Linked DNA regions of Mus musculus: regions 1, 2 and 3 are each linked to region 4. The links are chromatin loops, found by intact Hi-C in ENCODE. Cell type or tissue: left cerebral cortex. All regions are shown on one strand. Each heading gives the region's core, and the rest is flanking DNA. Links, peaks and the distances in the headings are about the cores only.

Region 1 (7,734 bases), core at 1,842-6,841, 520 kb after region 4:
CTATAGTGAATTTCAGGACAGGCAGAGCTACATAGTGAAACTATGTCTCAAAAAAAATCAAAAAAGAGAACTGAACGAATGAATGAATGAATGACAGAAGGCAGGGAGGGAAAGAGAAGAACTTAGTTCTAAATAGCTTACAGAATGAATGTTTCAAAAGCAATCATAAAAATTATCTCAAATATTTAATTATTCCAAGCTAATTTTAATTATGCAGAAATATTACAAAATTGAATATATTCATGAACATGGATGGGATATCAAGGTATGAAACATAAATATTTAGAAATATGTTGGTGCTCCATATTTTCTTTAAAACCAAACCACATCTCTTTCCCACAAACATCCAAGGCAGCACCTCACAGATACATGTGCTCTGCTTAAACAGAAGCCGGCTTGTCAGTGACACATTGAAAAGATGAGAATTTCTTGCTGCTATTTCCCAATATTGTATACAAAGAGTTATTTTTGTATTTTTAATTTCCTCCCCATAGTAAATCTCATGAATCAAAGTAGTTTAGCAGGCTTAGTCCTCCTTGCTTACGAGGCTGTCTTTTTTTTTTTTTTTTTTTAACACAACTGTGACAGGTTTGTACCTATGGCCTCTTCCTGGCTGCACAGCACCCTGACAATTCAGAGGGTCTATCTGAGGCAGATCCAGCAGTGGGTGGCTTGTCTATCTGAAGATAGATTTAAGCAAGAGAGGAAGTAGAACCGACCGACGGCTCTCACTGTACAAATTCTATACCCGCTACTTATACATTAAAACTGTTTCTGTGTAAATTTCATTTGACGACTGAGATGGAGGGAAAGGTGCTTTCTGCAGAGGAGGCTGGGTTGCTAACTCAGCACAAAGCTTCTCCTTTCACAACAGCTATTCTCCATAAACTCTGGGCAGGGACATACTCACTCGTAAAGACAGCCAGCAAACAGTTGTAGATAAAAGTAATTACTATTGGCATAAAAAACAAGACATAACTGAAAACTCAGAAATAAATGATTTCTGTGTCTTGTTATGAATTTCTTAGCTTTTCACATTCTAAAGGGCTTTCCCCAATACATACTCAAATACTGCACCCAAACGATAATATTTACATTATTTACAAAATGATTCATAAATTAATTATGCTTATGTTTTTTAAAACCTGAGCTAAAAGATCATGTCAATTGGGGAACTGATATGTAAGGGCTTGTCTATAAATCGAATCCTAACACAGATGACTCATTAAACTTCTAATAAATCTTACTTAATGAATCCATCACAATCCTGAGGCTTAATAACAAATATATGAGCACCAATATCAGTGACGAGTTTTTCCACAGGCTCCAGCTGAAATTAATGTAACCCAATGGGCAATATGTCCTCCTATACATCTGAGTTATAAAAATATACATATCACCTAAGTGGCTGTGCATAACAGACAGTAATGTGTATACACCAACCTTCTGTATTTTCAATGAAATATGTATGGATTGAAGAAGATGTGTCTATTTATATACAATTTACATGAACATTCCTATGCACTAATTATATTAAAATAATTATAACACTGTGTTTAAAGTATTCTACTCGATCTGCAAGAAAGCGAATACATGTTATGCATACTTGCCAAATAGGCTTGTGTACTTCATAGGTATTAAGTTTTAGTTTCTCTTGTTTATACTACAGTGGCCAAAGCCACAGGCATACTAGACACAAAAACTGTTTCCCTAATTTAAGAAGTAATCCAGTTCAGTGTTGACATTTAAAAAAATTTTGGTTGCATTTGCTAACAAAACAGAAAATAAAATGAAATAATTCCAAATTTTCAATAGTCATTATAGCAAAATGATGTAAAGTAATACCATGCTTGGGATATGCAGATCAACAGAAGAAACATATTCAAATTTAAAAGTATTATGTGTATACACATTGTATATATTTCAATACATATGTTTATATGTGTCTTAAACTAACACCAGTCGATGGAATGTGATAATCCAGTAATATGGGAGTCCCAATTAGAGGAGAACACGGATTAAGTCAAATCACTTAGAAGCGAAGGGAATGTCTGATGTATCTGAGGGCTGGGCTCACAGGCAGAAAGAGAGCAGACACTAAGAGAGAGACAGGGCAGAGCAAGAAGAGCCGGACTCACCTTCGGTGCCATTGGGAGTCATGGAAGTACTATTTATATGAGAGCTATCGAGTTTGGGACCACTGGGGGATTCGCTACTACCACTCAGTCGGCTATGCGGGCTGGTTAGATCCTGCATTTCCATAGACCTAAAGACAAGAAGCTTTCTGTTTGACAGATGTACCAAATTCATAACACCACTATTTAATGTGCTAACGACTTGACACCTCCTTTGAAACACACGCACACAAAAACCCCATTGTGTCTATTTTCTTAGACTGGTGATAGTTCACCTTGCATCTGACTCCAGCCCTTTTCGTCACGTGTGTTACTAAAAGGTGTCTCTCAGCCTGTGTAGCCAAAGTTTAACATGCAGTTTTTTTTTAAGTCTTTCCCTCCTCTTGTATAATGATAGTCATAAGCTAGTGTAAGACAATGGCATAGACTTTAGCATTCAGAGGAAAACATGAAGTCATATTTATATTAAAACAAAACCCCAAGCATGACTTTCCTAAAAGAAAAAGCAAACATGCGAACACATGGAACAGAAATAAATCACAATCTGTACACTCCGTCTCATGTAATAAATTAGCACTGGGTACTCCCTTTATACTTTAACACCCAGTTGTTATTTAATGGGTCTCCAAACCAAATAAAACCCTTGAAGCCTCCTGTCCAGTGACAGGGAATGGGACTGTCCTGATGCATATGTTTACTCTGGCTTACTACTTAATTGTTCCTCTGTTTCCCTTGAAACAAATGCAGCATTAAAACCCTATGATGTCGGCTCACTTGCTTGCTTTGTGGATTACATACAGCGTAGCCAATTGACAATGGATAAGGCCGGCAGCTCAGGCGGTCCCTGGGACCATTAGCATTCCGAGTACCTCAGCTGTCACTTAGGGGGAAAATGGCAATTCTATGCAATGCTGTAATTTTGCATTTTCACCATATTTAAACCAGTTCAATGCCTCCCAGATGGTCCTAAGTTTGCCGGTTACTTCTGCGATATAAGCACAACGGCAAGGCGTCGTAGTGACAATTTCAGAACTCATATGTACCATGCTAGCGCATGAACAGTGAAACTACTTAAAGTCACTAGATACTTAGACACAACTCCATTTTCTGACAGCACAAACTTTTAAAGTCTAATGCCCATTCAGTATATCCTAAAATTATATTTTTTTCTAAAGACTCATAATCCAGGGGTGTGAGAGTTAATATTACACATATAATGCTGAAATTATTTGCTCCTCACCTCACCTGTGTCATTTTAATTGAGAGGCTACACTGGAAGTGACTGATGGACATCAGTTGTAAAAGAGCTTTTACATGAGCCATTTTACTTCCTCAAAGTATCTGCATTCAAACAAGAAATGATTTCAAATCCAGTGATTCCTAATTATCATTCTACATTCATTTTTCCTAAAAACAGACAGCAACTGCCTCAAATCAAGACTCTTATGCCTTTCCCACATAACGTAATAATTTTTTGCAAGTACACTCATATACACATGTGCGCGTGCACACACACACACACACACACAAATTGGTAAGTCGTTCCCAACCCAGCCTGTTGCTATTAATAGAAATAATTAAGAAATACTAGACAAATATAGATCCGGGTCACAGAAAGGTAAGCTACAAAAAATGTTGAATATCAACGAAAGTCTTACCTGCAACTTGAGGAAAGAGCAACATCGGAACTGCTGTGAGACGTTCGCACCTGTGGTCAGGGGTAGACAATTAGAAGTGGTTGTTAACTGTGCTTCACTGTCAGCTCTTAATTACATAGAGCACATGGCTGAGCCCTACAATGCTCACTTTTAACCAAACGAGAAAAGGGAGGATACTGCAGCCAGGAAAGGCATAGTGTCTTTAAGTGGAGGGCTCAACTGTTGTTTCTTCCTGCAGGTCTATCCTCCTCCCCTCCCCTTGTCAGGAGGGGAAGGCAGTCAAATGACGGGCTCGTGATTCATCACTGGCCTATGACAGCTGCAAACGGGATTACCCCTCCCCCAGTCAACACGCAAAGCAATCTCGCCCCAGCAGCTTGGAAAAGGTGCTTGGGAAGAAAAAAAAAAAGCTATTAACAAATGAGTATGTTTAACAGCAGCAGTAGTTGGGGCATTAGCCCCCAGCATCCTCCAATCTTTCATCTTCTGCTCTAGCCAGCTGAACTAGAGCGCCCGCCCACCCCCTTAGCCTCCTCACTATTTCTTATCCTTATCAGGATGGTTTTCTTCCAGTTACCTATTTGTCATTTAACAGTCAATGAAACAGCTTCGGGCAATGCTGTGGTCAAGAAACAAGGCAAAGACAGGCTTTCATACCCCAAGTCCCAGCTCTCAGCAATGTACTCATTTAACTATGCCAAGGTAAAAGCCAGCTATGCTGGACAACATGAAAGTGTGTGTGTGTGTGTGTGTGTGTGTGTGTGTGTGTGTGTGTGTGCGCGCGCGCGCGCGCGCGAGCACACGCACGTGAATCGCATCTTGCAGACTGAAGTAGGATGCATATTTGAGTACGCGATTCACCAGCCCCGTCACCCTGCATATTGAGTTTCCAGATAAGTTTGAACTGAGAAATTTTACTGCACAGCTCCACTAATTCAAAGTAGTACTAGTCATTGCTCCTCAGAGGCAGTTGTGAAGGGCCAGCAGGTAATGAGTTCAGGTGAGCCAGGCTGATACCCGCTTGCAAGCTCCCACCAACTCTTGGGCAGGCAGAAAGAAACACTGGCTAACTTCAGAAATGGCACAGTACTCCAAATGTACGTTTGATGTACGTTTTCATTCAACCTGAACTGACATCAATTAAGGCTGCAGAACAAAGATGAGAGCTGAAGCGTCTCAAATGACATTAAAGTTAGCCACATAAACATCTTCTGTTGAGTCCTGCTAGTTTTTAATTATGATTTATGAAATTAAGAAACACAACCTTTTTTAGCAAGAATAAAGCATCATTAAGCTTGAACAACTTGGGATAATGTTACTTGGAACTTCTAGGTATGCATTTTTTACGTGCAGGACAAAAACACTTCTTTAAGATGTTTGAGTAACTGAAGTTACGGAGTGCTAACTTTAATGACTGTAGATGGCCATTATTTGCTAACAGTTTTCAGTCATTTTTTTAAAGTTAATGTTCTCACACAAGATTAAATGGTTTTCTTTAGAAACTGCAGCAATATATCTCAAGGATAAAATTCTCCTACTTTTATACACCTGGGATAAATTATAGGTGAGAACGGACTTCATTTTCAGAACTCTCCTGGCTTAATTACATAAAAGTACATTAAAGCATACTTACTGCTCAATGCTAAAATACATCCCCACTGTAAAATCAGCCAGAATACCTAATCTTGAAAATAGAACTTTATTTCATTGTAAGCTTTTAAAGTTTCATTGTATTTATATTTGAAGTTTAAAACCTACTGTTTCTCTTAGTTTGGCAAAAACATCAAATTTGGTAGTAATAAATAAATAATAATAATAATAAAACCAGCAATGAGAATATTCTAATGAATTTTGTTATTGAAAATAAAAAGCGGCTTAAGAGTGAATTTCTCTTCTGCTGGCAGCCTAGCTTCTTCTTTACTTTGAGAGAACAGTTTTTGAAAAGTCCGTACCCATGCTCTTCCTCTCATTAAGTGTACTTCAGATATATTCTTTTGTGTCTCAAGGATTATTTAAACCATGTGTTGTGTGTTACTGTATTTAAAAATGACTCTTTAATCAAAATAACTTTAAAACAACTAATCCTCACTTAGGCTGGTCAGCTGAACCCACATCGTGGTCCAGGAAAAATAAATCTACTCTCAAGAATGCGAATGCAGACAACAATTAGACACAGATGTGAGTGAAATTAGTTACAGTTTACAAAATGCTACACTTCACATGCTTTAGTTTTTTATGTGCAGTGCAAGGTTACAGTGTGGTAGGGAGACGTCCTTCTTCCTCCAGTGGCTTATCTAAAAAGCACACCTCTTTCTGATGGCTGGACATTTCCTCCTGTGTTTGAAAATGTCTGCATAAGCTTTTTTTTTCCATTTAAACCTCTAAAACCAAGGTGCATTTCAAAAAAATAATTAATAAAGGATATTTTCATTCAAAATAAGGGGAGTTCGTGATTTCTAAAAAAGTTCTGCTAGGTACCCAATAAGTCTACTTGTTTTATCTGTAAAGTTAATATAATTCCTGTTATCTTCTAGTATGTTATTTTTAATTTCAGTACTCTCAGGAATGCAAAATTAATATACATTTTATTATGAATGATCATCTCCTAGCACAACAAAGTCATTCATGTTAATGCTTTTTAAACCCCCTTCAAGTAGAAGCCACACTGTTGTAGCATATAGCCAGACATGTGAAAGAGAAAGGAGAAAGATAACGGAGCTCCTGCGAGTTTCAGTCAAGACTCCTGCTCTAGCAACTATGACTTCTGATTAGTTAATGAGGTCTTTTAAGTTTGCCTTTTTTTTCTAATTAAATTTATAATTCTTCACAGATGTAACTTTTGTTGATGTTCAATTTGTCTCCCTCATTTTGTTAAAGCTCACATAGTACTTCGTCAATCCATTGAACAGCCACATTAAATCTGCTAATACCGTGCTCTTCAACCCCAGAAATTATTTCCAGAAGGCAAACGTGCTTTGAGAGATCATCAAACAAGACTTAAGGTACACATTTTATCACACTTTCCCTACCACAGAGCTCAGGATACAGAGCAAAACTCATGACTTTTGCCCTGTTTATTATACTTTGCTAAATCACCAATCAAAAGCATCTGACAGCAGATCATGTATGAAGCCAAAAGTTAATAATGTTCTGTGCGAAGTAAACTGCAATGGAAAGAGATTCTAACTCTCAGCCGCACGGAGCCAATGAAATGAGGGACTGTCTAAATTATGGGGTTCCATAGGCTTTTTTGCTTGCTAGAAGCAATCTTTATAAAATGACTAGAATTTAAAACTTTTTTCAAACTGAAAATAAATTTTCAAAGTGAAAGTAGTGAACATACATCTAAGTAGGGCTGGCAGGCAAGCTGCTTTTTTGCCCAACACAGATCAACCTGTGGGCTCCCCAATTTGAAAGACAATGGTTATTTTCTAATCAGAATGTATTGGGGGGGGGCAAAGAATGCTCCTTACGCAGGATATACATTTCTCCTCTGTCTGCATTTCCAGGTCTCTGTTGTAATATAAATCTCAAGTCTTAAAAATAAAACCTCACCCTAAAGTGAGAAAGAACTTCTACGGGGAGGTAAATGTTTGTCACATATTAACACTGCATTTTCTTATCAAAGCTTCCATAAACTAAATGCTCAAATGCTAGTGATATTATCTTAATGTAATATTCTATACAGCTTTTTTAATTATCTCCTTTAAAGAAACCGAGAAAACATAATTCTTCTGAAACCAAAAACGAACAAGTGTTTGGAACACATCATTCCTGTCTTCAGCTTTAAAAAGGAAAGGACTGTTTTCAAAATCAGCATTTATTGACAATGTTGACTGAAATACTTTTGGTTATATGATAAAAAGATTCTGTTCCTGCTGCAAGGACCTCTTTTTTTCCCATTGTATTCTTAGGAAATACATTTTCACACTCCAGTGGAA
Region 2 (7,734 bases), core at 976-5,975, 500 kb after region 4:
TTGAAGCGATACCTCACTGCTTGGCTTCACAGGATCTTCACTTCTCACAAAGCAGGTTCTCTTCTACCCAGGGCCATGGGCTGGACTCCCTGAACACATTGTGTATGCAGGGCTCAGAACAGAACACAGGGCCTTAAGCTACTTTGTGCTCTGCCCTACCTCTCTCCTCCTTATTCATGGACTGTCTCTCAACCACAGTCCTTTCCAAGCTGTCTTCCTGGGCACTTGCTTTTAAATTGTCAGCATCAACTGCCTTTTCTACTCCACTAATCCTTCGGTTACTTCCTTACACGGCTTTTCCCAATTTCCCACATTAAACTTTTCTTGGTTTGACTCTTTTAAGCCTTCTAAATAAACCCTTTTCTGCAACAGTTTTCCTTTAAGTCATTGATTCCTTTTTTCTACTGTACTATCTTTCCTCTCCCCCTACCCCCCACCCCCCACCAGATTGCTTGCCTCTGTCTACTCTGGGGTTCCATAATTCTAATTCCTTCCTACCTCACTCCATTTTCTTTCACAATAATTTTTCTGGCCATCCATACCTTTGAAAAATGATTTTTACATAAACAACTCCTCAATCTTCATCCATATACACACAATGTTGTCTGGATTAAACCTGACCCACATCCTGACTAAACATACCACCACCTCCCTCAGAAGCCTTAGCTTTTATGTCACACAGACTGGATGTTTCCCTTCTGGTTGGATTTCTCCTGCCACCTCATTTCTTAGATCCCACTACCAAGCGTTATGGCTTGGATCTTGAGCATGCCTCGGAGACTGATGTAGAGACACGATCTCCTCTGTATGGTGTTACTGAAGGTTGTGAAACTTTAATTTTGTTATTCTTCCTATCTTTTCATGTCCCCACCATGAGATGAATGATTTTCCTGTACCTTATGTTTCAAACATGATGAAGCGCCCTTCCTCTGACAAGAACCTGAAAAGCCAGGATGTGGCCCACTGGAACACTGATAGAGTGTTAGCCAAGTGTGCATAACACTGGCTTCTGTAACCAAAAATGAAGGTGGGGTAGCATATTGAGTCCACCTGTTCACAGACACATAAAATACATAGTCCAAATACCTTTCTTCCTAGTTACCTCAGGTAATTTGTTACAGTGACAGAAAGGTGACAAATCAAACCTATAACTTCTACCACTGTCAACTTTTCCATCTACCTTCTAAACCTCATGATCAGTCTCCTTCCTAATTCCCTTCTGCCTCTTACAAAGGTGGGAAGATTGGAGCAGCAGGTCTACTCACTCAACTGTAGACAATTATATCTTTCAGTGGCCTAGATTTGCACAGTAGTTCTGGTACTAAGGTCTTAGATAGATACACAATAGGCATGAATGAAGTTTTTAGTCTCTATTTATTATGCATTGACTCTTACAAAGCATACAGTCTTGTCTAATTGTTCTGACTCTGTGTGACACTATAGTCTATAAACCACATGCCCCATGTACCCTTATAAACAGACACTTAAACCACAGTGGCCAGGGCTTTCTCCCAGCTCCAGCTTTGCCAGTCTCTTAACTGCTCTCATTAAATATTGGATAACCTTTCCATGGCTGAATTATATACTTCCAAATCCCGCTGAGTCTTCCTTAAAGAAGACTATGACTATGACTTAAGCATAATTGTTTCTCCTTGAACTTTAAAGCCTGTGCCTGTGCCTTTTTCATATATATATCCACTTCAACCCCACTTCATATCTCATAGTCTTAACCATCTTGATGTAGGATAAATTTTTTCACAGCAGGGGAAACATTTTTAAATTGTTCTCTTGACACAACTCAGGCCAATGTATGGCTCACAGAACCCAGTAGTTGTGGAAGGAACAGATCAAGTTAAGAGGTGCACCCACCTGAAGACATGTTTCACTTAATTTAAACCACTAGACACACTGCTCAGGCAAATATAAACATCACTGAAATCTAAGAAAGCTTTTATCCACCCTGCATTATTACTCTGGGAACTTATATGCAAGTTCTCTCATCAAAGTGTCTCATGGACATGACACACAGGCAACACTTGTGCCATTTGAAATCAGGTACAACTTGAGCATTATTATAAAATAAAATATCTTTGGGTGTTTGTTTGTTTAGAGCGTGCCCTTCCTGACTTAGGAAGGAGACAGGGAAATAAATAAATTACCCTAGTTTGGGTAATAATGATGCTGTAGAGATCAAAGAGAGAAAAACACAGCCGAGTAATGGTTCAGATTCAGTGACATCACTTATCCATTCAAAGCTCTGAAACCATAGGCAAAAGTGAAAATGCATGCTTTTGAAAAACCTGTACCAAGTGGTTCAAAAGGAAACAAATGGCACCAAATAAAGGTGGCAAAAAGTGAGTAAAATTCCACACAATAAATCAAAGTAGAAAATCTTCCTAAATATATATTTTATATGCCTGACTTTAAAAAGTTAATTCACCATGTGATTTTTCTTTACCAAAAAAGCACATACAGCTATAAACTCAATGCTTTGCTTCCAGGCAATTCTCACTTAGAAATAAATGAGGCATCTCTTTGTATTTGGACTGAGCCTACAACTTGACGTCTTCCACGGATTAAAGTCATTGTCTCTGTCTACCAAAAGGGGAGAAAAATATTAACTCTTCCAAAGGAGCACAGCTTGTACAACATCATGAATAGAAAGCCATGTTTACCACACTTCACCTTAAGGTGGTATACACTTGGCTCAGGGACTGGGTATTTGCATGTTAGCTGGTAGGCTTCTGGGAAAAGGCTGCATTCTGAGGACTCTGACCAATCAAGACATTAGTCAGTCCATTGATAGTCTTATAATACTGCAGCATTACTGGGAAGTGGTGGAAGGTAGGAAATGGGGTCTAAATGGATGAAGAAGGAAACTAGGGGTCTGCTCTGGAGAGACCAGCCTTGTCACCTGGCCCCTTTTACCTGCCTCTGGACCACTGTGATCTGAATGACTTAACTGTGGGGTGCATGCCCATCAGCAATGATGCTCTCTTTCACCTCAGGCTCGGGTACATGCAGCCAGCTGATCACAAAATGAAACCTTTAAAACTAAAAGCCAAAATACAATCTTCCTCCTTAGCTGCCGGATTCAGCTCCTTGTGTCAGGCATCCCCATCATAGTAAGGAAAATATAACGAACACACACAATCAAGAGGAAATGGTAGGCAACTTGAAGACCTGTTAGTCACAGAAACAGAGCAATGACAGTGGCTTGTGAAGAGGCTGAGGATAGTAGCCCTCTTGTTTAAAAAAAAAAAAAAAAAGTAAATGCAGGCTCCCTAGAAAGGTCCTTTACAATGCTAATTAGCCCCCACCCCCCAACAGTTAGTATTCTTGTCCCACTGGCTCAGGTTCCCAACATATCAAACCCTGGATGGATTGAAACCATACTGGAGCTCACAATCCAAACATTCCCTGAATATGGTGCCAGCTTGCTACCCAAAGCTCTCTCACAGTATCGGTCCCTTTCTCAAAATATTCACTGGCTTCTCCTACTGGCCCAGAAGTTCAAATTCCTCAGCCTGATACTCAGGGTCCTCCAAGAGCTGGCTCCAGTAGACTCCCCCAACCCTATCTCCTATCAATTCCTTCTGCAGCTCAACCTTTCTCCTCCCTATCCCTGAAACTATCCTACCTTTGTTCCCAGTGCTCCCTCATTAGCATGCATTCCAGCTCTTCCCCACCTATTCAAATTCTACCCATTCCCTAAGGGCTCAGATTCCACCTCGGCCTTGAAGCTCTGCCAGAACCTAGCAAGCTGAAGAGCTCTTTCTTCTGAACTCTGAGGGCACTCTTGTTTGCACCAGTGGCTCCTAACCTTCCTGAGAATGAAGCCCTTTTTATGACACCAAAATATTTCAGAACCCAAGGATAGCTTCTTTCTAATCTCCTGATGGAGAAAGTACAGGGTCACAAGACATGCTGTGAAACTACTGACACAAGCTTCACATTTGAGCAGATATAGCAGATGTACACAGGAAAAGGCTGGCCATGTGACTTGCTAATGGCTCACCAAATACACAAATTTGGCTCTATACACAAAACAGTGTTCTCACCTTCAGCTAGCACTCTCCTGCTCTGCATCGTGGTCTGAAGGTCTTAGTCTCCAAAAGCTATTTTGGAACATTATTGTCCTTCAGGTTTTTGCCAAAAGTCAGAATTTGTATCTCCCTCAATGAGACCATGAGCTCCTTAAGTCAGGGTCAGCTGATATTCTTGAACTGCTGAGTTCCTTTTCAATGCTTTGTGCGCAGTAAAAACTTTGTTCTCCCCTTCTATCCCCAATATTGTCTGAAGAAATTTACAAGAGTGTAGAAAGGCAGGAGGACCACCAGGTGACTCACCATAACCGACCACTTGGAGTCACTAATTAATATTTTACTGTTGTGCTCAGCTGACTGAGCTAGGAGTCTGCTAAGCTTTCCTATATCTGTCCTCAAAAAGAAGAAGAGGAAGAAGGAGGAGGAGGAGGATGAGGAATAATAATCTCGTTCATCTATCCTCAAATAAGTTGTGTATGTCAAAGATTTCTTCTAAACAGTTCATCATTCACATCGTTAACATGCATGTTTGTTTATGGCTCCTTCCTTTTTTCAGTAGAATTATCCAGATTGTAAGGTCCAGGTTTTAAATGTGTCCTTCAATGATTTCCAACAGACACCAGCCTTTAGAAACCAAAGGGCAAGCTAAATATTCCCTTTAGCTTGCTATAAGGGATATATAACATAATGGTAAAAAAAGAAAAAGCCCCATGCTAAGAATTTAGCATGTAATACAGCAGTCTCCATTTCTGACATAAGCAATGTCTTGTGTAGCTTTTAGAATGGAGAAGTAATAATTCATTACATAGTTGTGATGTGTTGAGCACCTCTTGTGTGGCCAGTATGTACTGAGCACTTTACAAGCCAGCCATAGCTCCTCTACTCCCCCATGGCAAGCATAAAGAGCATGTATTAGACTTGTGTCCTTTCAAAGATGTGAAAATTGCAGCCTAAAAATATTCCGTAACAGCCTGAGAGATCACATGGCTGGTTTCTCACTGTTGCAGTTAATTTCTCTTCTATAAACCTGCTGAAGAGTGTAAGGTTTCTCGAGCAGAGCCTTCTCGTCCTGGACTGCTCCTCTCTAGAGCTAGAGATAACCCGAAGGTGGCACTGAACAGGCTAGTCTGGGAACACCAGGGCACCGAGGAGAAGTGTATCAGTGTATGTTGCAAATTAGCAGATGGTAAAATCAACCAGTGTTTGAAGATTGGAAGCAGATGATCTGGCTCAGACTCAGAACCTCAATCATATCAATATGGAAGGATGGTTTATTTGCCCAAAATGCAATCAAACCACCAAATGATTAGTACCCCTTTCCTGTCTCTTGCTAAGCCCCAGGAGCTCCCAGATAGTCCCCTTACTCACACTCAATATTAAATGACGGAGTGCTATTAAGTACATCAAGTACTCTGAGTACCTGCAAAAGCTGTTCCGAGATGCCAAAAACCCAGAGTAAAACAGACACTCATCCCTCCTCCTACGGAGGCCCTGCTGTACCAATTCCAAAGGAGAGGCTTCTTTAAAACACAAGCGCCATCATTATTTCATAGCAGCTACTAATGTTTTGAACACATAGCAGATGCCAGTAACGTTCTCTTAATTAGTCTATCTGTCAAGAGTAAATGGGTAATTCCCATTGCACAGCAAGGGTTTAAGAGTCTATCCAATGAACAGAAGCACTTTCTTAGAGTCAGAATGCGTTCAGTCTGCTGCCTGAGGCTCTCTCGGTAGGTACCATTATCATCTTGATTACACAGGTCTGAATCAAAGGCCAGGAGCTGGCTGGAGACTGACTGCCCTGCGAGCCCCACCAGCCCGCTCTGCTGCTCTTAAGACCCACCTTTGTTACATGGCCAGAAATCGCTGAACTGACTCTGAGCCCCAACTAGTCAGCCTGTGAAAGAGGCACTCACTCTCAAATCAGGTTGCCACTTTCCTTCACTTTTCAGTACGGCTCCTGTCTCAGCCCCATCTTAAGGCAAATATGAAATTGGTGCTGAGCTGATATATGTAAACAGGTAGCATGGCTTTGGTAATTTAACCTGTCCTTTCTCACTACCCACCCTACAGCACTGTATTGGTTCAGACACAAACTAAGTCACAGCACTTCTATCTACCTGCCCAAGTTTTGAGCCTGGTATGCAGAACTGGAATCACCTGTCTGGGTTTACACTTTGGCCTCATTTCTCTACACTCTGTGTTGTGTACTTAACACACAACACACACACACTTTACACTGACTGAAGTGTGATGTTTTATTACTCCTTCAATTGTTCCCTTCCTTAAAATTTTTGCCTCCAATTACTTTTGCCATATTTTAAAGATGCTTAGCCCATGTTTATTAACAACATCATTATGCATATCATTATGCCACTTGATTTTACCATATTATGTAGGAGTGGTTTTATCATTGCTAAAATGCAAAGTCCAATAGTTCCACTTGTAAAACAGTAAGTTATTATGGGTCAATTGTAGATTGGCTACTGTAGCTGAAATCAAAGGCTGGCGATGATGTTCACTGTGGCCGTTCGCTGGGTGGACCAACTAATGATGTCCTCAAGAACTGATCCACGAAGATGAGTACTTTCCAAACTGAAGCTTTAACTAGTTCCCTGGATAGTTAATGTGTTATAAGTAATATAATGGGTGCCCTGCTCCTGTCATGACTCATTTACAGGATTTACTTAGTAGCAAGGACATTCATTCAACAAATACCTATTCCAGAGCTGCCAGATATAGGGCACCATGACAGTGACCAAGTCTGTCCTGCCTTCAAGGAACTCAGGGCTCTGCCAGCAAAATAATAGTGTATGTGGATACTGTAAACCTTGCATCTCGGCCAGAATATTAGATAAGCAGATATAAAAAGTCTTCAAGCAGGTAAAGAACTTCAGCAGGCATGAAGTTTGCCATCTAGGAACTGTGTGAATCTCATGTTTCAGAGAAAAGGAATGTAAGGTCTGAGGCAATCCCAGCATGCTTATGTGTCTCCTCTCCAACACAGTCCACTCTCTCTTTGTAAAGCTGCTATCTACCCACCACTGAGTAGAACCAGAGGAGACATATCCTCTATCCCTTTATGCTGCTCATCACCGAGGCATCCTGGCATGGTCTAAGAAATCAGGAATCATTTAAAACAGGCACGGACTTGCCTAAAAGTTCATGTCTTCCTTGAAGGAGCCAGAGGTTTCTCCTAGAAGGCAAGATGTTTTGGGACAAGTACACCTTTGCTTATTCAGAAGAACCAAGGGTAGAGATGTCATGGAGCTCTTCTTCTCTATTAGCAACCAAAAAACTGAACACATTCTGAATCTAGTCACTAATTACCAAGCAGCCAAGGCGCCTGGAAACCCTGGGCCAACTTCAGCAGCAACCATCAGAATCCCTGGGTTTCCTACAAGTATTACAATAGGGCTAGTTTATTAACAGTTGACAGGAGAAAACAGACTGTCCTCCAACTGGTCCACATGTGCTACCTGTTTAATCCTCTCGACTTTCTGTCTTCCAAGAATGCATAGCTTCTAGCTGTCCATGGCTGGTTCTCAAAGCCAGAAGAAATGGGACCATCCACATCATGACCCTCTGAAAAATATTTCCTGAAGTAGAAAGTATTTACTCTGAGCAGTAGCAAAAACGTTTTTTGAATTTCACAAATGTGCATATAATGATGGCTATTGTAATGAAA
Region 3 (7,734 bases), core at 1,188-6,187, 710 kb after region 4:
AAGACTGTAGAAGGAATGTGGTGATAACTGATGTTACCTGAGTGAGGCTCCCACACTGTTTAGACCTAAGTAGAAGCCAAAGAACCCAGCTCACAAGGATAGCTTCACAACTTTTAATCCATTTCTTATCATTTATATCCATTCACGAGTAAAGAACTCCCATAACAAAAAGTGACAGCAGAACCTCTTAAAACTTAAACCATCCATTTTTTTTTTAATTTAAGGACCAGCAACAATAATTTCAAATTACAACATCAAGTGTCTGATGAAAGTTCACCGAAGACTACCAGAGCTTCTTGTCTTATAGGAAGGTCATTGGTTTTAAATAAAGGGCTAATCCCTGTAGTTCAGAAATAAATTATTTTTTTTAATATTCTTTAAAATATGTATGGTTACTACAATAATCCTTTCAATCCTTTTTCTTGCTGTTTCTTAAAACATATAGGGTAAGTCACAATCCAAATATATTTACTCTGTGGAAACCTAGTTTCCTATGGTTTAGGGATTAAAGCATATAAAATTTTAAATCAGTTTTTTAATTTGAAGATGTGGAGAATTGTTTCACTATTGCTCATTTAGGAATGTCATTTATTTAAAATATTAGCTGTACTAGATTCAGAAGATAGAATCTCTTTGAGAATTCTCTCTTAAGGAAAAGTATTCAGGCAAAGCACATTGCTTTAGCACAGTATACAAAGTTTTCATTTCTCCAAAGCAGGAGTAACAGAAGCCGACTCATGGAGTATAATGTATTCCAGACACTTGCTGGAATAAACAATGCTCCTGAGACCCTCAGATGAGCAGCCAATAGGGAGCTGTTGACTACTTGAGGGTTTTACACATCTCTTGACCAAATCAGAAATCCACATCCCAAATCATTCACAGGCACACAGTGTGCACATATGTCCTGCCTGGGAAGAAGGTCTCAGTCAGCAAAGGTGTTCTACCGCCCAAGACAGGATTGCTTTTGACATTAAGATCCTTTTTTTTTTTTTTTTTTTAATGTGGCACAAATACAATATTTCCAATGGCGATGTAATGTCTTTGGCAACCCTCTGCCAATACATAATAAGAACATACACTTCTAATTATCCAATTGAGAATATAAGTTTGTATTCATATACTGAGGTGTGTATAGATATTTTTATCTCTAAATTTGTGCATGACTAGTAAATGTCATAAGGGCATAATTATGCATCTCTAAACTTGGATCACACTTAAGACATCCAACTGTTTACATGTCATAAAAGCTAATCTCAACCGCTCTCCGACTTTCAGTCTACACAAAAAAGAAATGCCGGTGCTTTTCACATGTCTATAGGCACAAAAATATTGAAGTGCAATATTCCTCTGCTTTACAACTAGAAACAGAACACACATGATAGAGGAACACGGTTAAGCTGTGGTCCTGGTCAGATTCTTAAATACAGATGTGGAGAAGAGAAAGAGTCCCAGGAGTTAGAGCCCCTTGAGCAAGTGGCTGGCTGTGTTGTGATTGGTCCTGATGTAAAAGACCCCCACCCCCATTATTCAGTGTGGCAAAGTAACTTCATTCAGATAAAGCTTTCCAAATGCCCCTAATGACTGAATTTTTCCACAAGGAGAAGAGGCATTGGAGAGATAGGTTAGTGCTTATGAATTCTTGTTGCTCTTGCAGATGAACCAGGTACAGTTCACAGCTATTAAATGTTAGCTCACAACCCTCTGTAGCTCCAGTACCAAGGATCTGATGCCCTCTCTGGCCTTCACGGCCACCAAACATACATGTAGTATACATATATATGCAGGAGAAAAACTCATACACATAGAATAAAAATAAATCTTAAAAAGAGAAAACAGATACTGCCTATTTTAATTTAGGTCAAAATGTTTTTTTTTTTTGAGCATCATCAGAGAAAGACCAGCTCATATGTGTCCCCAGGTGTGCTACAGGAACAGCTAGAGAAACACTTATCAGAACATTCTCTTCCAATGCCAAACTATGTCTCCTTTGACCCAGCTACATCACTTGATTCACTCTGGAATAATATTAACCCATTGGATGCTGAACATAGTCGGCTAGGGAACATTAATTGAAGCACAACAAACGTTATGCATAAAACTAAAGGCAGCGTTTAAGTTCTAAGACTTTTATAATGTAAATATGCATATGTAGTCTTCAGTCTACTAGAATATCCTATAATTACAAAAAACATTCTATTGATCCCATAAAACATCTTTGAAAGGAACAAAATTAGGTCAACCAGTAGACAGGTATTTATGACGACACCAACAAGCTGATGTCTTTATCCAGCACTTCTTGTTATATTAAGGACTGGTTTTCTAAACCAACTCCCTGTGAATTATATTAGGAAATACAATTACTGTTATAAAAATGTCAAAGGACATCACCAAGTTCTTTAATAATGTCCCAGGGTCTTGAGGTAGACAGGAAAGGACCTGGGCTGTAATGAGCAGAGGGGGAGTTTCCTTTTGTCTTTCTGCACTAAGACTTAGTGAGGGACAAGGATTCCTGAACTGATTCCCACCTGGGAAAAGAATTGAGGTCAATTTACCCTTATCCCATGTCTCACAAATAATTACCATGAAAAATGCTAGTATATGTTTAGTTAATTTTTTAAACAAAATATTGAAATTTCGGTCTTAGATAAAATTTCCAGTTATTGAAATATAATATTTCTGTATTTTAAACCTAATTTGACAATTTTCCTTTTCTCATTTTATTTTCTCTCTTTGCAAATACACACACACACACACACACACACACACACACACACCCCAATCATCCTCCTGGCTTACTAGTGTGTGTGTGTGTGTGTGTGTGAATACTTTTGACTGTCAATGACTGATTTCAAAAAGAGGGAAGTTCTAGAGCTTCCAATTTGCCTTTTCCAAAATAAGGCAACCTAATAATATGCCCATGTTTGGCCTGATGTTCCCTGTAAAAAGTTACTATCTAACATGAGCCTTGGTGGAGTATCATTCCTTAATGTACCCATCCTGTTTCCTTCTCCTACCAGAAAGCAATGGCACGATTGTTCAGTTCAAAGTTCTATGATGTTGTGTAACCGACACACGTAGGGCAATTTTTTTTCTTATCACCCATATAGAATAAAATTGTAAGCGAACTTCAAAAAATATCTAATATATTGTCCTATGAGTATGATTTAGAAAATGAGTATGTATTATGCAAGCATTCCCCAGTGTCTACAGTAAATGAAGAGGTTGAATTCATGAAAAACATGAATTAGATCTCGAGTTTATGCTGCTTAGACTATTTATTTCCCCACACATACTCCTGGAATTTACTTAGGTTTAATTTTGATTACAACTTTCTTACCATGCTATTTGATAGATAGCTAATTATACACACACACACACACAGACACACAGACACACAAACTTTGGTTTAAAGTTGTAAGTTCTTATAAAAAAAGCAATAGCAACAACAAAGACCCAACCCTGTTCCATTCTAAGTTCTGTTACCATAAAAAAGAAAACTAAATCTTTGAGAGCTTGAGCTCTCTTACAGTTTTAACAATCAGGACTTTTTCTTAAAAAGCATGGCTTGTGGAAGGGCACTCATTTGGACAAAATAAGCAGCAGTGCATTGACTTGCAGCACTCCTGAAGGCCAGTATCAGAGGGAGCAATAAAGATCATTTCCAAACTTTCCTGTCCTCCATGCCAAACCAGAACCCACCCAAGTGCCAAGATTAGTGCCAAAGGAGTGGTGGCAGGCAGAGAGCAAAATGACCTGTCCGATAAGCAAAGCATGTCTGGGGTGAGGCAAATTATGTTTCCAGCAGAGCACTTGTCTTCATTTCTGGACATGTTCTGGGAGGCACTCTGAAGGGCCAGTTTCCCTAATGAAAACCTAATGTGCCTGGGAGTATTAGTCCGATCTGCAGAGATTGCACGTGCTGATTGAGACTGACTGCTTTCCTTTTGTTGTCTGCTTGCTTGGCTGGGTGGTATGTTTTACTCTTGCTATCATGTGGTTGTTTTTCAAACACTAGACACATGCAATTCCTAAGCTGTCCTTTAAGGATCAGAACTGAATTCTGCTTCATGGACTCACTTCACCCAAGCATTAACAGGATACTAAAACGGTGGATTATCTGAATCACAGCTGTAACATATATAATGTATAGTGAGCTTGAACAGAGGGGGCAAATTTCATCCTCTTAGTTTGATCCCCACAAAGCATGTTGAATACTCCTGCCGTTTTAATCCTGAAATCTTTGTCCCAGATTTCTAATTGTTAATTTGCTGAAGATCCCGAAGTAAGCGCCCAACCTAAACAGACACAACACGTTAGAGACATTTTCCTCTTAAACGATCGAATCTATATTTTCAAAAGTAAAACTCAAATTACTTGACAAAGATCTAAGAGAACCACTGGTAATCGGGTAGGGTAAAATGCTGCATGGACTCTGAGCTTTTCACAAACAACAAAAAAAGTGTAATTGCTGCTCATAGCGTGTTTTAATCTTCGAAGTTATGTATGATTCCTTAAAGACTGAAGTCAGTAATTTAATGAGCCTGGGTTGCGATCCTGCAGCACTTGCATTTTGACAAGCAATCAGACTAATTTACATTTACAGAGGCAAACTGGAAGTGTTGTGTTTACCTGTGGTGTTGAATGTGGCTTTCCAGAGAGTTCAGACAGAAGGGGACATGAATACACTTTGAAAATTAATTGCATGTTAAAAGTGCTGATTAAACCGTTTGCTCCGGAAAAACGAAAAATGTATAGTGCAGGAAATACTGGGAAAGGTAGCTTGCAAGATCAGTAATAGTTGACCCATTTGAAAATTGAGATGAGAAAAAAGAGGAGGAAGAGGAGGAAGAAGAGGAGGAGGAGGGTAGGGCAGAGGGTCGCACGATGTTCTGTAGCTACGAAGGACTCGTCCTGGACCAAAGACCAAAGGACTCCAGCCGGATGCAGATAGTTAAGTGAAATTCACCTCAGACAGGAGGGTTTCCTTTGTTGATTTCTAGTCCTCTCTGTGTAAACCTAGCTTCTTGCTCAATGCTTCTCTGTTCCCTCCAAGCTAGGAGGCTGGGACTTTCTCGGTAGTCAGCAGCGCATCCCAGGGGATCAGCTCGGCCAGCAAGTCCTGATTAGCGGGCCCTGTAGCTCTTTCTGGTGGCTCTGCAATCCGAAATCAGACCCTTTTTCTCACTCTGCATTGGTTTTCTTACTACTGAGAGAGAGAGAGAGAGAGAGAGAGAGAGAGAGAGAGAGAGAGAGAGAGAGAAGAAAAGGGAAAAGAAAAAAAAGGAAAAGAAAACAAAAAATCCCAAACCCAAACTGTATAAGAAACTGGAGAACAGCTGGAGAAGTAGAAGCCCACACGTGGTTCTGTAAATTGGGTGGGAGGGGGAGGGGGCGGGGGGAGGGGAGAGAAGTGAAAGTAGGAATGAGGATAGTCTGAGCCTTCCTTATTTTTCCTTTCTAGTATATATTGTTTTAGCTCTTTCCAGCCCCGCTTGTCTGATAAAAGTGGAAACTAGATGACAGTGGTTTCAACACACGGTGTTAAACGTAGCAGCAGCAGCACACTGGAAATGTTTGTGGGATACTTCGGAGGCATCTCAAAGAGAGATGCTGTTGGCAAGGCTGTTCCGATGCGGGAGATAGTTCCCCCAAAGAGATATGAACAGCGCCTTTGTCTAAACTCAAGATTAAAAGATGTGTCTACTTCCTCAAACAGGATATTCGAATTTCATTCATTAATAGTGACTCTCTTCTCTTAAGAAGTAGAGAAAATGAAGATTTTTGGTAGCTTTTTCGTCTTTAAAAACAGGTAGGCGGGGGAGTGGCTTACTTCTGGAAGCTGTGTTGTTTCACTAATTTAATTTTTTAACGAAAGGACATATTTTTGTGAGTCAAAAAGACAAATATTGTCAACAAAGCTGCATTCTTCGATAAGCTAAAATCAAACACACTCCATTGCAAATCTGTGAGACTACTACCCTTTCTATCACACTGAGGGCTTAGGAAAAAAGAAAAAAAATGATTTCCCAACAAAAACAGAGTTTTGTTTTTCTTCTCTGGCATGGCTTCAATTAAGCAAAACATGTCGGCAAAACTGCAGTAAAAACCCTAGGCGATGTAAATACCCAAAGAAATTCAAGGTTGATTATATTTGGGGGTCACTAAAATTTCATTACTATGTATCACTGAAGTAGAGAAGTCAGAGGCCTCAAAGCAGATGAGACCGACCCCCTCACTGTGTGTGTGTGTGTGTGTGTGTGTGTGTGTGTGACAGAGAGAGAGAGAGAGAGAGAGAGAGAGAGAGAGAGAGAGAGAGAGAGATTTCTTCCAGTTAGGAAAAGCAAAACACATGAAATGTAAATGCAAGAGGCATATCTTGGTTTCATTTTTCTAGGGCCAAGTATGTATTTTGGAGATTTTGAAGGCCAGTTGCCAGTTCTTGGATGTATGGGAATAAAACACTCGCACAAATGCCAAATGCTTGCGGTTTATGCAAACAACAGAAAATCCCGGGTTTTGCATTTAGGTAGATAAATGGAGAGATAAAATGACAGAAATCAGTTACAGTTTGTTGTGGATTTATCTCCGCGATAGGATTTTCCCTACGTTTCCAAAACATGTTCATTTACAAACACTTGCTAATAGTCTAAGCACCTGGGACCAGCCATTTCCTTACTTCGCGAGTGTGAAGTTCTTGGGGAGCGGTAACCTAAGAGATGCTGGAAAAGCAATTCCTTGCAGCTAGACCTAAAGACCTAAAGAAGCAGTAAGGTTTCTGGATTTTGCGGGGATGTTTTATGAGAAGAAAAGAGCTGAAGGGACCTGCAGGGCGCCTGAGATGCCACGCCTTGTAGAGTTTTGAATAACACCTTTTCCTCGATTGCTAGGCGGGAAAAGGAGGGGACTCTTAGGTGGAAGAAATGAGGGCGATTTGGGTGCTTCATCTGGTCCAGTGAAGAAGGCAAATCAGGAAACCCTTATGACTCTGGCCCATCCTTTATGGAACTGGTCGGCAGTGAGCACTGCACACTGAGCAGCTAGCTGCCTGCTGCGCGGGTCACAGCCGCCTCAGTGGCCCTCCTGCTCGCCCTCTGTACTCTCGAGCTTCCGAGACCCGGACACCAGCCCGCTCCCGGCGGCGTCTATTACGAGCAGCTGCTTCTGCTTAGCCCAGCGAGGATCAGTTGGCCCCAGCCCACCGCCTCTCCTCGGCTTCGGCTCCTCCCTCCCCTCTCTACCTTCCCCGCCTCTACCCCGTGCACCGCGGTGGCTGCCGCAGGTCAACGCGGTGTCGCAGCCACCCGCCTGGGTTCACAGACCCTGGATGGGGTGCGGGGCGGGGCGGGGCGGGAGATAGGGGCGGGGGCAAGGGGAGGGAGAGGGAATCGGGAGACTACAGATGGGCGCTACCCAGGAGGATCCCGAGGCCTCAGGAAAAAGGGCAGTTGGGAGCAGACGCCTGAAGAGGCCCGGGACATCGGACTCTGCAAGTCACCTGCGGCGCCCGGGAGCGTGGGCTCCGGAGAAAGGCCCGTGGTGTGCAGGTGTGGGGAAGTTTCCCCGCAAGTGCGAGGCACGTCGAGGCGCTCCACGACCATCTAGGGCACTGTCGTCTAGAGGTCCTCTCCTTGGTCCAGTAACCCCGCTGGCAGCCGTCGCTAGAGACTTAGAAGGAAACAGTAGCTGCGGGTCCCAAAGGTTCGGATGGGAGTTAGGCAGGAAGTCAAATCT
Region 4 (7,734 bases), core at 868-5,867:
TTATTATAAAAAAAACTTTCATATATTTTGGGTATAAATGCACATTCAGTTTTATCCCATTCTTTTTATGATGAACACGGTGGATGCTATAATGTGCCATTGTGCCCGATAGTAGGAATACATTGGGAAGACCAATGGACCACTCAGTTACTTATTTCCACCCTATTGGTTCAAAATATGATTCTGAAATTTTTTTGGGGGGTGCAACGAAATTTATTGATGGTATTCAAGAGAGTAGGGAGGGCTTCCTAGGCCCCTCCTGTTATGGGGATCTGGGGTGGAAATTGTGAGGGAGTTGCTCAGTGTTGGGGGCCGAGTTGGGATAGGGACTCCTCAGCAACCGAGGGCCTCTCTCTTGCTCTCAATGTCCTTGCTGGGGTGGGTGGTCCAGGGTTTCTTAGTCCTTGGAGGCCATGTAGGCCATGAGGTCCACCACCCTGTTGCTGTAGCCGTATTCATTGTCATACCAGCAAATGAGCTTGACAAAGTTGTCATTGAGAGCAATGCCAGCCCCGGCATCGAAGGTGGAAGAGTGGGAGTTGCTGTTGAAGTCGCAGGAGACAACCTGGTCCTCAGTGTAGCTCAAGATGCCCTTCAGTGGGCCCTCAGATGCCTGCTTCACCATCTTCTTGATGTCATCATACTTGGCAGGTTTCTCCAGGCAGCACGTCAGATCCACTACAGACACATTGGGGGTAGGAACACGGAAGCCCATGCCAGTGAGCTTCCCGTTCAGCTCTGGGATGACCTTGCCCACAGCCTTGGCAGCACCAGTGGATGCAGGGATGATGTTCCGGGCAGCCTCATGGCCATCATGCCACAGCTTTCCAGAGGGGCCATCCACAGTCTTCTGGGTGGCAGTGATGGCATGGACCGTGGTCATGAGCCCTTCCACAATGCCAAAGTTGTCATGGATGACCTTGGCCAGAGGGGCTAAGCAGTTGGTGGTGCAGGATGCATTGCTGACAATCTTGAGTGAGTTGTCATATTTCTCGTGGTTCACACCCATCACAAACATGTGGGCATCGGCAGAAGGGATGGAGATGATGACCCTTTTGGCTCCACCCTTCAAGTGGGCACCAGCCTTCTTCATGGTGGTGAAGACACCAGTAGACTCCACAACATACTCCGCACCGACCTCACCCCATTTGATGTTAGCAGGGTCTCACTCCTGGAAGATGGTGATGGGCTTCTCATTGATGACATGCTTCCCATTCTTGGCCGTTGAACTTGCCGTGGGTGGAGTCATACTGGAACATGTAGACCATATAGTTGAGGCCAATGAAGGGGTCGTTGATGGCAACAACCTCCACTTTGCCATGTGGAGAGCAGAAGGCAGCCCTGGTGACCAGGCACCCAATATGGCCAAATCCATTCACACCGACCTTCAGCATTTTGTCTACGGGATGAGGTTGGCACTGCACAAGAAGATGTGGCTGTCTCTGGACAGGATTCTGAAATTTTATAATATCAAAATTTATAATTTGTTCTCCGATTTTTGCTTCAAAACACTTGGGCTGACTGAGGACAACTGCATTACTGTCCAGTGGTCAAGGTCATGATGTCACTGTACAATGTAGTGAGGTGAAGAAATGGGCCATAGGGTAGTAAGCCTATCCCTGCTAGGGGCCAAGAGAATGAGATAGAGTGGGAGGGACAGTTACTGGAGGAAGTGGAACCCAGCAGCTTCATGACTTGGTCCTGTCTTGGTTGAATTGGTCTCAGCTGAGGTGTGGAGGAAAGAGCATTCACAGACCAAGTTATGGTCTAACTTGGGTTTCACTGGCCCCTGTAAACTGAGAAAGAAGTCCTTCACGGTCACTGGGCAGGCCAGAGATGTGTGGCCCCTTTCTCTGTTTTCTCTGTTTCAATCAGAGCTAATTAGTAGACCATGAAAGGACGGTGAAAACAACCTCAATCCCACATCAGTGTTAATGAAATATTCTGAGCTTTGTAAGCAGTCATAATTCTTCGCAAGGTCTCTCAATGTTAATGAGAGTCATCTTCACAGTCAGGGATTAAAATTCTGAACCTAGAAAAGAACTCAACCTTTTGATGTTACCGTGAGAAGTAAAACAAACAAACAAAAACCCCCAAGATCTGCAAACCCTAACGTCCTATAGAGAGGACTTAAAGATGCTGGGGCCCAGCTCGAAACCTCAGCATGAGGCCATAGGATTTGTCAAGAGGTGGTTGTGGAGTTTTTCTTAAATAACAGTAATGGGACCGGATGTGCTGGGCTCTTACTGCTCATCCTAGCCAGCAGACTAATTTTACATTCATTATCTCTTTGTCATTCTTACAATTCTTTCTACAGATGGTCAAGGTGAGGCTCTGGGAAGGCTGGGAAAATGAGAGTCCATCCTGCACGCACTGAACGTGTTTCACTGTGTCATTTACTTTGGGAGGTGCTCCTGCATGCTATTTTTACAGACAAGACCCATGAGCTGTTACTGAACCCTTACGATGTGTCAGGCATTCTGTTAAGTGCATTCCTGGCATTGTTAGCTCCATTTCCCAGCCTTATAACAATCCTGTTAGATATACACCATTCATTATCCCTACATCATGGAGAAGAGAGCTGGGGCTCAGCCATTGTAAGGAACTGGTCCAAATTGTGAGTTCAGTGACCAAAAAGAGAAGACAAAACTGAGAGCCAAAAGTGGTCCTGGGTGTGTTACCTTTGATGTCCGAGGTCAAACGGTTCGAGGCAGAGTGGTGTCTTCCCAGTGTGGCGCTGCCTGTTGTACTTACTGCCCCGCCCCATACCCCCGTGATTTTAGTTCGTGTCGTTATGTCTTATGCAAAGTAGACAAAACCCATTAGGGTTTGCTTTTTTGTGAGATGCTTTTCATCCACACCATTAAGCAATGCTCTCTGCCTCTTGATGTGAGAGCAAATCCTTTAATCTTCACTTGTAGCTTGCAACTTTTCAGCCCTCTGGTATTTTTGCCTTTTAAGTTTTATACTTCCTGTTGCTGGCCTGGTTTTTAAGGGCTATTTTCTGATACAAAGATTCCACACTACTTTTAATTTCTAATGTTTAAAAGTTACATGTACATCTGAGTGTGGGTTTGCTCCCGAGCCAGCATTGCCCTTGGAAACTGTAAGCGGCTGCCATATTCCTTGGAGCTGAAGGTGCCTGATGTGGGTGCTGGGAATTGAATGGGGGTCCTCTGCAGGTTCTGTGCATACTTTAAATCTCAGGATTGTCTGTCTGTCCAGAGCCAACTGCACTGTTCTCAAAAAGACTGGTTTGATGAATGAAGTCAAGGTGAGAAAGTCTTAGCCAGTTTCTGATTTATATCAATTAAATTACTTGGAAATGTATACTTAGATGGGGAAACAACGTCCTAAACTCACTCTCTTGTGTCCTGGAGTGCTGGGTTTTGCCTGGACATGCAATATAAACTGAGAATGTTCCCAGTGACTTTTTTACTAAAAAGGGAAATTAGACTTCCTGAAGCTCTGTCTTTGCACATGGAGGCTGATACGATTTCTGTTTGCTACATGAAAACCGTACTTTTCACGAGGCTAGGGTTCCCATAGGAGACTTTGTGACTTAGTCTATTTCTGTATATCTTTGCCAAACGTTAGAGTCACCATACTCGTTATAAAAATGTGTTAATACTGGCATAAACACAAAGACGATTTTATCTGCATGATTTTAGTGAACCGTTTGGACACAATTAGAAATTCTTGCAAAATGTGTTTGTCATCTGTTTTTCCTTTTTTTTATTATGCTCTTAATATAGTTTGCCCAAATTCCTCAGCAAAAATTTCTATCTGTCAGTCTTCCTGGCAGAAGACGACGGTGAGATTTTCACAATGAAAAAGAAACCAAAGCCTTTTGAATGATATTATGTGTTTTGGGACAAGGGCCGCACCTGAGATCACAGCTGCCAGCAGATGGCAGCACCCCTTCATGGAATCTGCTCGGCAGACACATGGCAAGTAAAGAGATACCCCAGTGAAATCACATGCCATTTCTGAGAAACGCGATAGCCTTGGCCGAGAAGGAGCCCCATTTACCATGATCTGGCCGCTACTATCTCATCTCTCTGTTCTGTTTGATTATTCTGCAGCTCAGCATTTTGCATACACCAGCCTACAAGTCTCTCATATGGCTACCGAGTATGTGTGGAGTTCACTCCTTCAGCAGTAACCCTCATGCAGCGCTTTGCTGTGTCTTCATTTCTGTTGGCTCATGTACTTGCCTAAGTGATGTTTTTTAATGTTGTGTACTGAATGATGAGAAAACTCTGAGGCCCGATACATTAGTATTCTATCAAAATAAAAAATTGGCGGACTGAAGGGATGACCTGGAGTTTATTTCAAGTACCATGCCAGGTGGCCCACAATTGCCTGTAACTCCAGCTCCAGGGGATCTGATGCCCTATTCTGTTTTCCTTAGGTATCCATCCCCACAGATACAGAGCTTGTGCAAACGCATGCGCGCATTCTCTCCCTCTCTCTCTCTCCCTCTCCCCCCCTCTCTCTTTCTCTCTCATACACTCACCACCCCCCTACACCAATAAAAAATAAAAACAAATCTTTAAATATGAATTTGGAGCCTGTGGACACCACAGGAGCTCTTTTGCTTGTGGCGGGTTGGCTGTCTGCTCTTTCTTTATTTCCTGCTTCCTGGGGCCCAGTGGGATGCTTCTAGAATAACACTGGATTCTTACTTACAACATCTACTTGTGAAGTATGGTAGATTTCCGGAGACTGGCTAGATATGGAAACTTCCAAGTCCTTTGAGGCCTATTTAAAAATATATTTTTTTTCCTTCCACAGGAAAGTCTCTCTGGCCTTATGGATGTTCATGTATTAGAATACTTTTGGCTAGAATAGAAAACTCATCCCAAATTGTCTTAAATAATAAGTATATATATATTAATGATAAGGTTCCCAAATGAAGTAATCTTCTGAATCAGTTAATTCAGAGGCTAGACCATGTCCTTGGGCATAGGTTCATTGAGGTCTTTGTCAATTGCTCATCCTTTTTTCTGGTTTTCAGACTGTTGTATGTCAGATCATCACATCAATGCCTGGGTAGCCTGTCTTTGAACAGACCACCAAAGAGAGGCCAGGAATCAAGCAGCTTTCCAGGAGCGATCATTTGGCTCAGGCAGAGTGCCTGGAGAAATTCACAATGTTTACTGTGGAATATTTGGAACTCTTTTTTACCCTAACCCTGTCTTTAAGTAGGTTCCCATGTTCTGTCAGTCCCTTGGAAGTTTGAACACAAAGTGTCAAAAGAGTTGCTATGTCTGACTGGAAGATGTCTTTTTTGTTGGTGAGTAAAAAGGTGGACTCTGAATTTACAAAGCTTTTGGATGAATAGGTGTCTAAAATGGTGTTCTGATGGCTACACTGAAATTATTCCACTAATTATTTGAACTGCATGAAGCAGGTTTTTGTTTTTTAATAATGGTGAAACTTAAGAGAGACTTTAATTTTTTAAAAAATTTTATTTCTCTAAGTTTTCTGTTTTTTTTTTAATTGGATATTTTATTTATTTATATTTCAAATGTTAACCCCTTTCCCAGTTTCCCCTCTGGAAACCGGCTACCCCATCCTCCCTCTCCCTGATTCTATGAGGGTGTTCCTCTACCAACCCACCCAATCCTGCCTCTTTGCCCAGGCATTCCCCTACACTGGGGCATTGAACACCTTCAGGCCCAAGGGCCTCACCTCCAATTTATGTCCAGCAAAGCCATCCTCTGCTACTTGTGAGTTAATTGGTTGGTGGTTTAGTCCTTGGGAGCTCTGGGGGGGGGGGTCTGATTGGTTGATATTGTTATTCTTCCTATGGGGTTTCAAACTGTTTCAGCTCCTTCAGTCCTTTCTTTAACTGCTCCTCTGGGGATCCTGTGCTCAATCTAATGGTTGGCTGCTGGCATTGGCCTTGTATTTGTCAGGTGCTGTGGACTGTACTCAGTCGGCCCCTCAACCCACGGGAGAATCAGAATCCCAGTACCCATGTGGGCAAGAAGTCATCGGGGTGACAAACAGACGCGAACAGAATGGAATGTTGATCTGATTGTAATTTCTCAAAGCAAGCATCAGACTTATATTACAGAAGAAAACAAGGAAGTTAGGTGATACATTAAGGTCAGCCAAGGTACAGTGAGGCTGTCCAATGCAAAATGACTCTTTACACAAAACAGAAAAACGCATACACAAAAGCTAACAGGAACCAGGCAGTGTTTACAACTGGGATAAAAAGCAGCCCCACCTAAGGTTAGCTTATTCTTAGAAACCAGGGGCAAGGGCTTCATGCCCTTGCCATAGTTCCAATTCTAGTATATTGTATGATCCATCTTCTCCCTAGGCCATTATAAATTCCTGTATATGGGAGTGATTCATCTGTTAGTCTAAGTATTTACTCTAGCTCCTTCTTAGACCACAGCCTTCCTTCTTCCTAGCCCATTGTAAATTCCTGCACATGGGAGTGACTCGGCTGTTATTCTAAGCTTACTTTGTAGACTAACCCTGAGATTTCTAGCTCTTTTCCAGTAAATTGTAATGCCTGATTTCTTTCACCATCTCTCTGTCAACACTGGAGGCTTTTCATCTGAATAAGTAGCATTCTTACAAAATTCAAAGCCCAAGGTTGGCCCAACGATTTCCTAGGATATTGGAACACTGGTGGAGGCTAATCTAACTTAGGTATATGTCAAAATCATTCCTTGGAGGCACTTATAATAAAACAATATTGAAAGAAAATACACAGATTCATTCACAAACTGATATAGGGACAAGTTTGGAGCATTCATGCTAAGGGATGCCAAGACTAATAGGAGACTAAGTTTCTGTAAAACTCTTTGCCTCAAAACTGTGTCCAAGCATTTGGGCTTGCCACACAGACTCCACTGGAGTGGGTGTGGCAGTCAGGCTCTGGCAGAGCTTCTCAGGAGATACTTGTACCAGGCTCTTGTCAGCAAGCACTCCTTGGCATCTGCTGTAGTGTCTAGGTTCGGTGACTGCATATTAAGTGGATCCCCTGGTGGGGCAGACTCTGGATGGCCTTTCCTTCAGTCTCTGCTCCACACTTTGTCTCTACATTTCCTTCCTTGAGTATTTTGTTTCCCCTTCTAAGAAGAACTGAATCATCCACACTTTGGTCTTCCTTCTTCTTGAGCTTCCTTTGGTCTGTGAATTGTATCTTGGGTATTCCAAGCTTTTGGGCAAATAGTCACTAATCAGTGAGTACATACCATGTGTATTTTTTTTTGTGATGGGGTACCTCACTCAGAATGATGTTTTCTAATTCCATTCATTTGCCAATAAATAAATAAATAAATAAATAAATAAATAAATAAATAAAATCATGAATTCCTTGTTTTTAATAGCTGAGTAGTACTCCATTGCATAAATGTAGCACATTTTCTGTATCCATTCCTCTGTTGAGTGACATCTGGGTTCTTTCCAGCTTCTGGCTTTTATAAACAAGGCTACTATGAACATAGTGGATCATGTGTCCTTGTTATATGTTAGAGCATCTTTTGGGTATATGCCCAGGAGTGGTATAGCTGGTTCCACAGGCAATACTATGTCCAATTTTCTGAGGAACCACCAGACTGATTTCCAGAGTGGATGTACCAGCTTTCAATCCCACCAGCAATGGAGGAGTGTTCCTCTTTCTCCGCATCCTTGCCAGTGTCTGCTGTCATGTGAGTTTTGGATCCTAGCCATTCCGACTGGAAGTAAGGTGGAATCTCAGGGTTG

Evidence for each region. Peaks named below come from ENCODE experiments on the same cell type or tissue, not always from the same donor. Only the 100,000 strongest peaks of a DNase experiment are listed, where the experiment ranks them.
Region 1: a loop joins it to region 4, with 4 times the contacts of the local background. A loop is called at or near these places in 9 of 42 quality-filtered maps.
Region 2: a loop joins it to region 4, with 3 times the contacts of the local background. A loop is called at or near these places in 7 of 42 quality-filtered maps.
Region 3: a loop joins it to region 4, with 2.1 times the contacts of the local background. A loop is called at or near these places in 2 of 42 quality-filtered maps.

What each region holds. Positions count from the first base shown.
Region 1 is chr1:14,300,632-14,308,365 of GRCm38, forward strand. Eya1 (EYA transcriptional coactivator and phosphatase 1) reads right to left here. Exons shown (of 18, transcript NM_001310459.1): 2 at 3,794-3,843; 3 at 2,139-2,266. The coding sequence starts at 2,262. Among named protein-coding and RNA genes, the nearest start is that of Eya1, 5.7 kb to the right of the region's middle. In left cerebral cortex, for the core only: no CTCF peak of the experiment used is centred there; a DNase peak (open chromatin) is centred at 4,031; H3K4me3 peaks cover 1,371 bases.
Region 2 is chr1:14,288,764-14,296,497 of GRCm38, forward strand. All of the region lies in intron 3 of Eya1 (EYA transcriptional coactivator and phosphatase 1), which reads right to left. Among named protein-coding and RNA genes, the nearest start is that of Eya1, 18 kb to the right of the region's middle. In left cerebral cortex, for the core only: no CTCF peak of the experiment used is centred there; a DNase peak (open chromatin) is centred at 3,818.
Region 3 is chr1:14,499,488-14,507,221 of GRCm38, forward strand. No RefSeq gene overlaps it. Among named protein-coding and RNA genes, the nearest start is that of Eya1, 190 kb to the left of the region's middle. In left cerebral cortex, for the core only: no CTCF peak of the experiment used is centred there; DNase peaks (open chromatin) are centred at 4,283, 4,583, 4,816, 4,960 and 1 more place.
Region 4 is chr1:13,785,486-13,793,219 of GRCm38, forward strand. It overlaps the pseudogene Gm5523. Among named protein-coding and RNA genes, the nearest start is that of Gm26273, 15 kb to the left of the region's middle. In left cerebral cortex, for the core only: a CTCF peak has its summit at 3,910 (motif pointing right); a DNase peak (open chromatin) is centred at 3,924; H3K4me3 peaks cover 421 bases.